2 separate regions of the Homo sapiens genome follow, and region 2 is linked to region 1. Evidence: chromatin contacts called from ENCODE Hi-C or POLR2A ChIA-PET data. All regions are on one chromosome and are shown on one strand. The core of a region is the stretch at or near the end of the contact, and the rest is flanking DNA. Distances in the headings are between cores, read along the strand shown. Region 1 overlaps RHOD (ras homolog family member D). Region 2 holds the start of CORO1B (coronin 1B).

What was found. Hi-C counts contacts between places; a loop is a spot of excess contacts on that map. ChIA-PET counts read pairs that join two places held with the same protein, here RNA polymerase II (POLR2A).
Region 2: a map of mesothelial cell of epicardium shows a loop between it and region 1 (25-fold over the local background). The contact joins the promoter of CORO1B here to the enhancer-like site in region 1. A Hi-C loop is called at or near these places in 1 of 168 maps with a recorded cell type or tissue (mesothelial cell of epicardium). POLR2A ChIA-PET finds 5 or more read pairs at or near these places in 1 of 52 experiments (PC-9).

The regions. Positions count from the first base shown.
Region 1 is chr11:67,058,214-67,063,982 of GRCh38, forward strand. All of the region lies in intron 1 of RHOD (ras homolog family member D), which reads left to right. Among named protein-coding and RNA genes, the nearest start is that of RHOD, 4.3 kb to the left of the region's middle. Within about 2 kb of position 4,443, at least 5 of the 41 ENCODE cell types and tissues checked have a DNase peak (open chromatin) inside an H3K27ac peak, as active enhancers do; they include PC-9, where a contact is called at or near this core.
Region 2 is chr11:67,440,384-67,445,785 of GRCh38, forward strand. CORO1B (coronin 1B) reads right to left here and starts at 3,093. Exons shown (of 11, transcript NM_020441.3): 1 at 3,021-3,093; 2 at 2,045-2,247; 3 at 1,583-1,705; 4 at 1,350-1,479; 5 at 950-1,131; 6 at 742-861; 7 at 1-56. The coding sequence starts at 2,245. RefSeq lists enhancers at 1,030-1,109, 1,309-2,148, 2,989-3,828, 3,489-3,588 and silencers at 3,009-3,058, 3,099-3,358.

The DNA.
Region 1 (5,769 bases), core at 3,193-5,692:
TCGCCAGGTTAGAGTGCAGTGGCACAATCTCGGCTCACTGTAACCTCTGCCTCCCAGGTTCAAGCGATTCTCCCGCCTCAGCCTCCCGAGTAGCTGGGACTACAGGCGCGTGCCACCGTGCCCAGCTAATTTTTGTATATTTTTAGTAGAGACAGGGTTTCGCCATGTTGGCCAGAATGGTCTCGATCATTTGACCTGGTGATCCGCCCACCTTGGCCTCCCAAAATGCTGGGATTACAGGTGTGAGCCACCACACCCAGCCAATTTTTTTATTTTTAGTAGAGATGGAGTTTTGCCATGTTGGTCAGGCTGGTCTCGAACTCCTGGCCTCAAGCGATCTGCCCGCCTCGGCCTCCCAAAGTGCTAGGATTACTGGCCTGAGCCACCGCAACTGGCATTCTTCCTCCTTTTCTTCCCAGCATCCTCTAAGCCCCTGGGGTTGTATAGGTGCTGGAGCATCTGAGCACAAGCAGGACGGTCGGGCCTACCCCAGTTCTTATCACACTGTAGTTCTTATCAGGATGATATCTGTCTGCCTGTCTCCCACCCTTGGCCCATGTGCTTTCTGCTGCAGTGGCATTGAGCCACTTTTGTTTAGTAGCTTGCGGAGCTGGTGTCACCTCCTTTGACCAGTCATACATTTTTTTAAGTTGGGGGAAACATGTTTCTGGGCCCCTAGATGCTGCCCATGGGAACCCAACAATGAGGGCACCCGGGGAAGAGCACCACACAGGGACAGGTGGCCCAGGCCCAGGGGAAGGCACCTGATGGGCGGGGGCTGGAGGGCTGATGCCTCACCACCAGCTCTGAGATGTCCTTGATGGTGAGACCATCCCAACTTCAGAGGAGTTATGACGTGGAAATGGGCCTCTTCCAGTTGATAAGATGTGAATGCTTTGAGGGACATGCTGGGGCTGGCCAGAAATGGGGGGAGGGCATGCTTATCACCAGGAAAATGGGCTGGATTTGTCCAGGCTCCTCCCGTCTGGGGGCTCTGAGTTCCCTGGAGCAGGAGAGTCCTCTTCATTTAAAGAACCCACAATGGGCCGGGCGTAATGGCCCACACCTGTAATCCCAGCTCTCTGGGAGGCCAAGGTGGGTGGATCACCTGAGGTCAGGAATTCAAGACCAGCCTGGCCAACATGGTGAAACCCCATGTCTACCGAAAATACAAAAAAAATTACCCGGGCATAGTGGCAGGCGCCTGTAATCCCAGCTACTCGGGAAGCTGAGGCAGGAGAATCGCTTGAACTCAGGAGGTGGAGGTTGCAGTGAACCGAGATCGCGCCATTGCACTCCAGCTCGGGGACAACAGAGCGAGACTCCGTCTCAAAATATATATAAATATATATATATATATGTAATTAAATAAATTAATTAAAAGAACCCACAACGTGTAAGAGTTGGAAAGGCTTCATTTTGCAGATGGGAAAACTGAGTCCAGAACCCAGAGGCTTACCTGGGGGCACATGGCCCGGCAGTGGCAGCACTGATCTAGAGCCCAGGTCTTCCCCCTCCCGACCAGGGCCTTCTCCACAGCCCCCAGTGCTCTGCCTGCTGGACCCAGCCTCCTCCTGCCCCTGTCCCTAGCACCAGACTCTTCCTCTAGGCAGCCCTCGAAGCCCAAGGGGCCAGCAGCCAGGAGGCTGGAGTCCCATCTCCCAGACTTCCTGCACACAGCAAAGGGCTGAGAGCAGCCTGAGGATTTGGAGGGACCTCAGTGACCCTCATCTGGCTGTGACCCAACCCTGGATTCAGGGCAGCAGGGGAGGGCAAGGTGGAGAGAGCTCCTAGGACAGGGGGAAGCCCCAGGCTGGGGTGCCAGCCTCTGCCCAGTCCTGGCTGGCATTTGTGGCTGCAACCATTCCCACAGGTTCAAAGCCTAGCAGCCCCCACACCAGCATGGGGATAGGAGGTGGCAGGGAGCACCCGGCCCTGCTGGCTAGAGCCCCCTGGGTCCTTCCTGGTTCGCACTTGGACTCCCATGGGTGTCCTAACCAGGGATGCCCCGACACTCCCTCTTGAGCCAGGTCCCCCATCTTGGTAATGATTCATTTTCTGTCTGTGAGCCCCTGGAGGGCAGACCTGAGCCTGAGTCATCTCCGTCCTGGTCCAGCACAGGCCCAGTCCTTCTTTTCTGGCTGAGGACGGCTTAACAGATAAAATTAGGTGCCATTGATCCCATGGACAGAGGGTGACCCTGCCTGGGGGTCAAAGAACAACACAACAAAAGGTACAGACAGAGTCTCTAGGATGACGTCCCGAGTGGGGGAAAGGGCTGTGACAGTTACAAGCCAGAGGGGAAACCCAGCCCCTTTCTGTCTCCGGGAACTGGAGTTGGTAACCTCAGGAAAGGCAGGTGGCTGAGGACAAGGCCTGGTCTCTGCAGCCACAAAGACCTGGCTCTGTCACTAGCCAGCTGTTCAGTGTGTCACCTTGAACAAGTCATTTCCTCTCTCTGGGCATCATCAGAAAGTGAAGGTTGTACTGACGTTCCGAGCTTGCAAGGATCGGAGATGGTGCCAGTACACAGCCACACACAGAAGATCCTTAGAGAATGGTGGGTGGTGGTGTCATTACCATGGGCATTTGCAAAGCACTGAAACATGTCTCCCAAGAGATTTCCAGCAGGCTGCCTTGCAGCTCAGATCAAGAAGGTGACTGAGTGGGTGGTCAAGCTGGGAGCTCAGATGCAAGGGCACCAGTGCCCTTCACAATGACAGGCCCCTACTCTAGGACAAAGGTCAGAAGCTGCGGAGGGGCTGGGTGTATTAGTCCATTTTCACATTGCTATAAAGAACTACCCGAGACTGGGTAATTTATAAAGAAAAGAGGTTTAATTGACTCACAGTTCTGCATGGCTGGGGAGGCCTCAGGAAACTTACAATCATTGTGGAAGGTGAAGTGGAAGCAAGGCACTTCTTATGTGGCAGCAGGAGAGAGAGAGAAGGGGGAAGCACCACACTTTTAAACCATCAGATCTCGTAAGAACTTCCTCACTATTGGCCAGGCGTGGTGGCTCACACCTGTAATCCCTGCTCTTTGGGAGGCCAAGGTGTGCAGATCACTTGAGGTCAGGAGGAGTCCAGCCTGGCCAACACTGTAAAACCCCATCTCTATTAAAAGTACAAAAATTAGGCTGGGTACGGTGGCTCACACCTGTAATCCCAGCACTTCGGGAGGCCGAGGCGGGTGGATCACCTGAGGTCGGAAGTTCGAGACCAGCCTGACCAACATGGAGAAACCCCATCTCTACTAAAAATACAAAATTAGCCGGGCGTGGTGGCACATGCCTGTAATCCCAGTTACTCAGGAGGCTGAGGCAGGAGAATCGCTTGAACCTGGGAGGCAGATGTTGTGGGGAGCTGAGATCGTGCCATTGCACTCCAACCTGGGCAACAAGAGCGAAACTCTGTCTCAAAAAAAAAAAAAAAAAATCAAACCCGGGAGGCGGACCTTGCAGTGAGCCGAGATCAGGCCACTGCACTCCAGCCTGTCCAGGAGGCGACAGAGCGAGACCCTCTCTAAAAAAAAAAAAAAAAATATATATATATATATATATGTGTGTGTGTGTGTGTATATATATATATGTGTGTGTATATATATATGTGTGTGTGTGTGTGTGTGTGTGTATATATATATTAGCCAGGCGTGGTGACACACCTGTAATCCCAGCTACTCAGGAGGCTGAGGCAGGAGAATCACTTGAACCCAGGAGGCAGAGGCTGCAGTGAGCAAGATTGCACTACTGCGCTCCAGCCTGACTCCGTCGAAAAAAAAAAATCTCCCTCACTATCACAAGAACAGCATGGGGGAAACCGCCTTCATGATTCAATCACCTCCCACCAGGTCCTTCCCTCGACACGTGGGGATTACAATTCGAGATGAGATTTGCTTGGGGACACAGCCAATCCATATCACTGGCGAAGGTGTCACCACCTGGAAGGATGGACGGGGGCTCGTGTGGACACTGCCCCTGGCCACCAGCTTCCCTGGTGGTGAGCATTTATGCTGGGGCCTCACCTGCCAGTCCATCCTCCCTCCCACATCATGGCATGACACTCTCCCCCTTTAACCAGTGAGGAGACTGTCCTAAGGACACATAGCAGGTGAGTGCTGGAGCCCGGTCTTAAGCCAGGCATATCTAAACCTAAAGCTAGTGCTCCTAGCTACCAGGTCACACTGCCCTGGCAAAGGCAAAGGGCCTGAGGGAGGGCACCCTGAGCAGGCAAGGGGGGATGGAGAGGTAGGTGAGGCCCTTGTCTGTTCCTGTTGGTTCCTTTTGGTAGAGGGAGTGATAGCATGTCTAGAGTCTGGGGTGGGGCCAGCCCTTACCTCAAGGCTATCCAGACTTCTCCATCTTCCTCAGCTGCCCACTCTGGGACCTGCCTTTCTCCCCACCCCACTCCCTGCAGCTTCCCTGGAGGACGGTGCTGACCCACTGCTCAGGTGCTGCCCCTCCCAGCTGGCCAGGGCCTGACTCAGAGGGCCAGCGGGCAGGCAGGCGTGAAATTCTCCTGAGTCACGGGCAGGTGTGGGCCGCACCCGGCATGGGAAGGGAAGAGGATAGGGGCCCCCCAGACTGTGGCCCCATCAACCAGCCCTGAGCAGGCAGTCAAGGCTTAGGGACCCAAGAGCGGGCGGCCCAGCATCCCCTCAGAGCAGAGGGCACAGGTTGTGGCAGAGTTTTGCAAACCCATCTTACAAAAGCTCCCTCTTCATTCCTGCATTTTCATCTGTGTACAAAACCTGGCCTGCTGCCCGTTCATCTCACCTTCATGGAAAGGCAGCAGTGAGCTCAGGCTGGGCAGGGCTGGAGTAAGGGGCCTCTGTCCTGGGTGACCTCCTCCCAAGCCCAGGCAGGACAAAGAAGAAAGGCCCAAACATGGGGCACTGGGCTGGGCGTGGTGGCTCACCTGTAATCCCAGCACTTTGGGAGGCCAAGGCAGGTGGATCGTGTGAGTCCAGGAGTTCAAGACCAGCCTGGGCAACATAGCAAGACCCCATCTCTGCAAAAAATACAAAAAATTACTTTGGGAGGCCAAGGTGGGTGGATTGCTTGAGTTCAGGAGTTCGAGACCAGCCTGGGCAACATGGCAAAACCCTGTCTCTACGAAAAAAGAAGAAAAATTAGCCAGGCATGGTGGCCCACACCTGTAATCCCAGCTACTCAGGAGGCTGAGGTAGGAGAATCACCTGAGCCTGGGAGACAGAGGTTGCAGTGAGTCAAGATCGCACCACTGCACTCAGGCCTGGGTGACAGAGTGAGACCCTATCTTTTTTTTTTTTTTTTTTAAAAAAAGGCCAGGCGTGGTGGCTCATGCCTGTAATCCCAGCACTTTGGGAGGCCGAGGCAGGTGGATCACTTGAGGTCGGGAGTTCAAGACCAGCCTGGCTAATATGGTGAAACCCCATCTCTACTAAAAGTACAAAAAATTAGCCAGGTGTGCTGGCGTGTGCTTGTAATCCCAGCTACTCACAAGGCTGAGGCAGAAGAATCACTTGAACCCAGGAGGCAGAAGTTGCATTGACCCAAGAGATCACACCATTGCACTCCAGCCTGGGTGACAGAGCAGGACTCTCTCTCAAAAAAAAAAAAAAAAAAAAAAAAAGCCCGGGTACAGTGGCTCATGCCTGTAACCCCAGCACTTTGGGAGGCCAAGGTGGGCAGATCACGAGGTCAGGAGTTCGAGACCAGCCTGACCAACATGGTGAAACCCCGTCTCTACTAAAAATATAAAAATTAGCCGGGTATGGTGGCACATGTCT
Region 2 (5,402 bases), core at 1,843-4,342, 380 kb after region 1:
AGGGCCCCGTTGCTCGAGTCCAGTTCCTGCAGGGCCATGGGTTCCTCGAGGTTTTCCTGGCACATTGCAGGCAGTCAGGCCAAGCAGAACCTCCTCACCCCCTAATCCCAAACCAGGACGGGCCTTAGCTGGCCTCACTAAGGCCAGCCAGCACTGCCCCTAAATGCAGGTGGGCCCTCTGCCATCTCTATGCCTTTTCCCACATGACGACCCCCACCTGGCCCTCCTGGCTTCACTTTATTCCCAGGGTCCCTCTTTTCCAGCCTCCTCCAGGCCTTAAGACTATGCCCAGGCCACTAAGCAAGTGCTGAAACATACCTCACTGTGGGGAGCTGGGGTGCCAGCGGCACCAGCCCCTGCTCAAGGTGCCCTGGAGGTCACTATGCAGAAGCAGAGAGGGCTGGGGCCAGGAGGCTTGCTGGAGGAGGAGGCTTTCTGGAGGAGCGGGGAGCCCTGTGCAGGCAGTGGGTGGTACAGGCAAGCAAGGGAGAGAAGGGCCCTTCCGTTGGCATGAACAACATGGGCAAAGACACAGAGGCAGTGGGAGGCCATGGGGGAGTGGTGGGGCAGTCGGGCGAGCAGGGGGCAGGAGAGGAAAGTCTGACAGAGTCCTAGGCCCTGAGAGCCTCAAGTTCCAGGCAGAGAAGCTAGGAACCACAGGCCTCCCCAGGGTGAACCCTGCCTGCCTGGCCCAGGGTGGGGCCCAAGTCTCAAGTTTGCCCCCTCAGGCTGGCCACTCACTGGGTCCCAGAGCGCCAGCTGCCGCTCGCTCATTCGGCTGAAGCCTGTGGTGAACACCTTGCCATCTGCCAGGAAGATGGCCCGCATGGGCCGGGCCCCCTCATGAGCCTTCTCCCGCTCCTGTCGGGGGGACAGGCTGGTCAGTGCAGCGCCCTGCTCAAGGTCCTGGGCCTATCCACAGCCATCCTTGCCCTCCAGAGCCACGTACTGCCACCAGGGTGCCCCGACGGGGGTCGATGATGCGCACGCTCTTGTCCTTGCATGCTGAGCAAAACAGGCTGCCATTGTGGTTCCAGCTGACATTGTAGATGAGGTCAGGGTGCAGGCTGTCCAGGCGGTACAGCTCCTCCGCTGTGCCCACATTCCAGATGAGTACCACGTTGTCGCAGCCTGGCAGGTGAGGGTTGTCAGCTCGGGCCGGGTGGGTGGCAGGAGGCCATTAGCTCACCAGGCTGAGGCCCACTCTGCCCACCACCCTGGGACAGACGGGTCTCTCCAACTCTGAGGGCCTCAGCTTTCCCATTTGTCATGTGGGCCCTGGAGGGGCTGCTGGGATGTATGGAGGGGTCCGTGGGGGGGGGGAGCACAAAACGGGGGGCGGTGCAGACCTGCACTGAGCAGCACGTTTCGGGCCGTGGGGTGCCAGGCGATGATGCCCACTCGCTTGGTGTGCCCCTCCAGTACCACCACCGGCTCTGTCAGCGGGGAGGTCAGCCCGTTCTCTGGGATCTGCCACACCTGTGGTAGGGACAGGGCCACCGAGCTCAGTCCTCTGCTGGTCCTATTGCTGGCCCCCTTCGGCCACACCCACGACCCTGGCCCAGCCAGTCCTGTGCCTCACCATGACCGTGCAGTCCTCCGAGCCGCTGGCTATGACTTCGTCGTTGTGAGGACACCAGTCGATGTCCAGGACAGGTCCCGTGTGCCCACACACCGTCGGGTAGGCCTTGTCAATGCGGCCCGTCTGTGGGCACGAGGGGGCAGTCAGTGGGCTCCATCCCTCCCGAAGCCTTGGTCTTCCCCTCCATGGAGTGGGAATGACATGCACGTCCCGGCTCACAGGTGGCCCAGATGTGACTGTGCCCCACTTGCCAGGTGAGCAGGAAATGTTTGCTGCCTCTAACCCTGCCTCTATGGCAACAGGCTACTTTCCATCTGTGCTAACACTTGGGGCGATAAATCTGGGTTATAACACCTGCCCAGCAGTGTGAGAAACGGCAAGATGAGGGATTCAAGGTGTGCAGAAAGGCCCAGTAGGGGTGGCCGAGGTGCCTCCTCTTCCCCCAACCCTGACAGGACCCACCTTGCTTAGGGGGAGCACCAGAAAGGCACCCCCTCCACTGGCCTCCACAATCACCGCCAGGAACTTGGGGTTGACGGCGCAGAAGGTGCTGTCCCAGGTAACACGGGACACGCGAATGTCCTCATAGCACTGGTCGTTCTTGACCGGCTGCCCGAACACATGCCGGAATTTGCTCTGCCGGACCACTTTGCGGAAGGACATGTCTGCGGGACAGAGAGGCCTGGGTCAGTCCGGCCCATCCCAACAACTCCAGCCCTCCCCAGGCTGCTGAAGGTGAGCCGGGAGGATGCAACCGGGGGCCAGGCCACCGTAACCCTCCTGGGTCTCGGTTTACCCAGTTACAGAATGGGGTCACAGGTGCAGAGCCTGGCCGCCTGTCACCCCGCAGGCAGTGATCTGAGAGGTAAATGCTCCGGCCCTGACCACTGCTGAGTCCTGAGGGGCTTTGCAGGACGCAGGGCCCCTCCCTGGCTCTGGTGTGTGTCGGGGGCAGGAGGTGGGAGGTGCCGGGGTTGGAGAGCTCTCAGCTCTACTGTAGGTCCCAGCCAGTCGGGAGCAGCCTCCTTCCTGCTCCCAGAGATTTGGAGGCTAGGTAATGGGGAAGAAGGAGAGAGGAAGCAGGAAAAGTCTCTCTACTGTGGGGCCGAGTGAGTGCCCAGTTCTGAGTCCCAGGGAATGTCCAGGGAGCCCCGGCATGGCCCCCAGGAAGGGACGGGGTCGGGACGCAGCTGTGGGCCGCGAAGCAACCCAGAGCGGCCTCGAATCGGGGTCCAGGGTGAACCAGGAGCCCAACTTCCAGGGACCTCCGCCCAGGAGAGGAGAGGCTGGGCGGCCAAGGGGAGTGGGACTGAGTGGGGTAGAGGGGAGGCGAAAGGCTCCTGGGACCCGCGATCCCCCCTCAGCCCCCTCAGCCCGGCCCCTGCAGCCCCGCCCAGCCCCCAGCCCGCGCCCCTAGCCCCGGCCCTGCCGCGCTCACCGGGGGCACCGGGGGCGCAGGGGGCTGCGGCACCGGCTTCGGGCGGCTCCGGATCCCGGCCTCTGGGAAGCAGGAAGCAGGATTCAGGAAGTGACAGAGGGACCCGGAGCGGGGGCGGGGCAGGGGCTCGCGGGGGCGGGGCCGAGGTCACGCGCGGAGGGGCTGGGCGGGAGGCTGAGCGGCGCCGGGGGGCCGGGAGCGGGGCCGCCGGGGACGGGGCCAGAGAGAGCCCCTTTCCTAGGACCCGGTGGAGCGCCCCCACCGCAGCTCCTCCGGAAGAAGGGGGCGGGGCGGGGCAGGGCCGACGGCGGCCGCCGCAGAGGCGCCGCAGGTGCGGGTGCAGCCTTACAGCGGACCCGAGGCCCCTTCGCGTTCTTGCTCCTCATAATGGCATCCGCAGGAGTCTCCAGGATTGGGTGAGGCCCCGCCTTCCCGGCCCCCGACGGAACGCACACCTCCAAGGGGCCCCATTACCGCCCCCAACAAATAAATGTAGAATCTACACGGACAGTGGATATGTTCACGTGACTCTTTTTAAGTTATCAAAGTTAATGCTCTTTTTTTTTTTTTTTTTTTTTTTTTGAGACGGAGTTTTTGTCACCCAGGCTGGAGTGCAGTGGCGCGATCTCGGCCCACTGCAACCTCCGCCCTCCCAGGTTCAAGAAATTCACCCCAGTAGCTGGGACTACAGGCTTATACTACCACGCCCGGCTAATTTTTTGTATGTTTAGTAGAGACGGGGTTTCACCATGTTAGCCAGGATGGTCTCGATTTCCCGACCTCGTGATCCGCCCGCCTCGGCCTCCCAAAGTGCTGGGATTACAGGCGTGAGACACCATGCCCGGCCTAAATTTCATGCTCTTGGTTAACAATGTAAAGAAAACAACAGCAGGTGTTGGGGTGGTTTTTTTTTTTTTTTTTGAGGCAAGGTCTGTCACTACCGGGCTAGAATGTAGTGCCATGATCATGGCTCACTACAGGCTCGACCTCCTAGGCTCAAGGGATCCTCCTGCCTCAGCCTCCCAAGTAGCTGGGACTACAGACACACACCACCACGCCTGGCTAATTTTTCTTTTACTTTTTGTAGAGATGGGGTCTCTTGCTCTGTCGCCCAGGCTGGTGTGTTTTTTGTTTTGTTTTGAGATGGAGTCTCGCTCTGTCTCCCAGCCTATAGTGCAATGGCGCGATCTCGGCTCACTGCAACTTCTGCCTCCCGTGTTCAAGCAATTCTCCTGCCTCAGCCTCCCAATTCGCTGGGATTACAGGTGCCTGCTACCATACCCTGCTATTTTTTTTGTATTTTTAGTAGAGATAGGGTTTCACCATGTTGGCCAGGCTGCTCTTGAACTCCCGGGCTCAAGCAATCCTCCTGCCTTAGCCTCCCAGAGTGCTGGGATTACAGTTGTGAGCCACCGTGCCCATCCAGAAAATAGCAGTGTTTATGGAGCGAGTGGAAGACCCAGGAGTCCCATTTTTCAGGGTAAACACCTGTGCATTCTGCTGAGCTTTCTTATTACAATTTGAAAGGGGGCCATGGCCAGTGAGTCCCTTGCACCTTGCCTTCTTTTCTCCACCATCTCCCTCGAAGGCCTGGAGATCCATTCACAGGCCTCTCTCTTTCTCTAGCCAGCGCCTGTGACAAGGAGCCCAGACTGGCCTCTCCAGACCCACCCCATCCCGTTCCACAGGTGGAATGTACCCCCGTTCCCTTAGGCCAGCGGCTCTGGGGCACCGGCTACTTCCCTTATTCTTTCCTTGAGCATCCACTGCCCTGGCTGACCGATGGCACCCTCCCTTTCCCAGAAAGAGATGGATGGAGGACGAAGCGGGGGAAGAGCAGAGGTCACAGGAGCCTTGTCTCTGGCTAAAAGAGGCCCCCACTGTGTGTCTGAGGGTGACCTCGGGCTTGTCTCCCATCTCATTCCCATTGCCACACCCCATTGAGGAAACAGGCACAGAGAGGTGCGGTGCCTGCCTGAGGTCATCCAGCCGGATGCAATCCCCATCGGCTTGGGTCCAAAGCCCTTGCTTTTCCTAGTGCTCTATAAACCCTGGGGCTAGAAGGATCATCTAGATCCCACCCACCTTCCTTCCCACCCCGAGGCCTGGGCACATCCTGTTCTCTCCATCTGGAAGCTCTTTCCTCAGATCCCAAAAAGGCTCCTTTCCCCACTCGATTCAGGTCTCTGGTCAGACATCACCTCCTCCTAGGGCTCTCCTGGACCATTCCTCACCCAGCCACTCTTTGGTCTTACTTGTCCTGACTGCATTGTTCTTTTTTTGGGAGACAGGGTCTTGCTCAGTTGCCCAGGCTGGAGTGCAGTGGCACGGTCCTAGCTCACTACCGCCTCACACTCTGGGGCTCAGTCCTCCCGCCTCAGC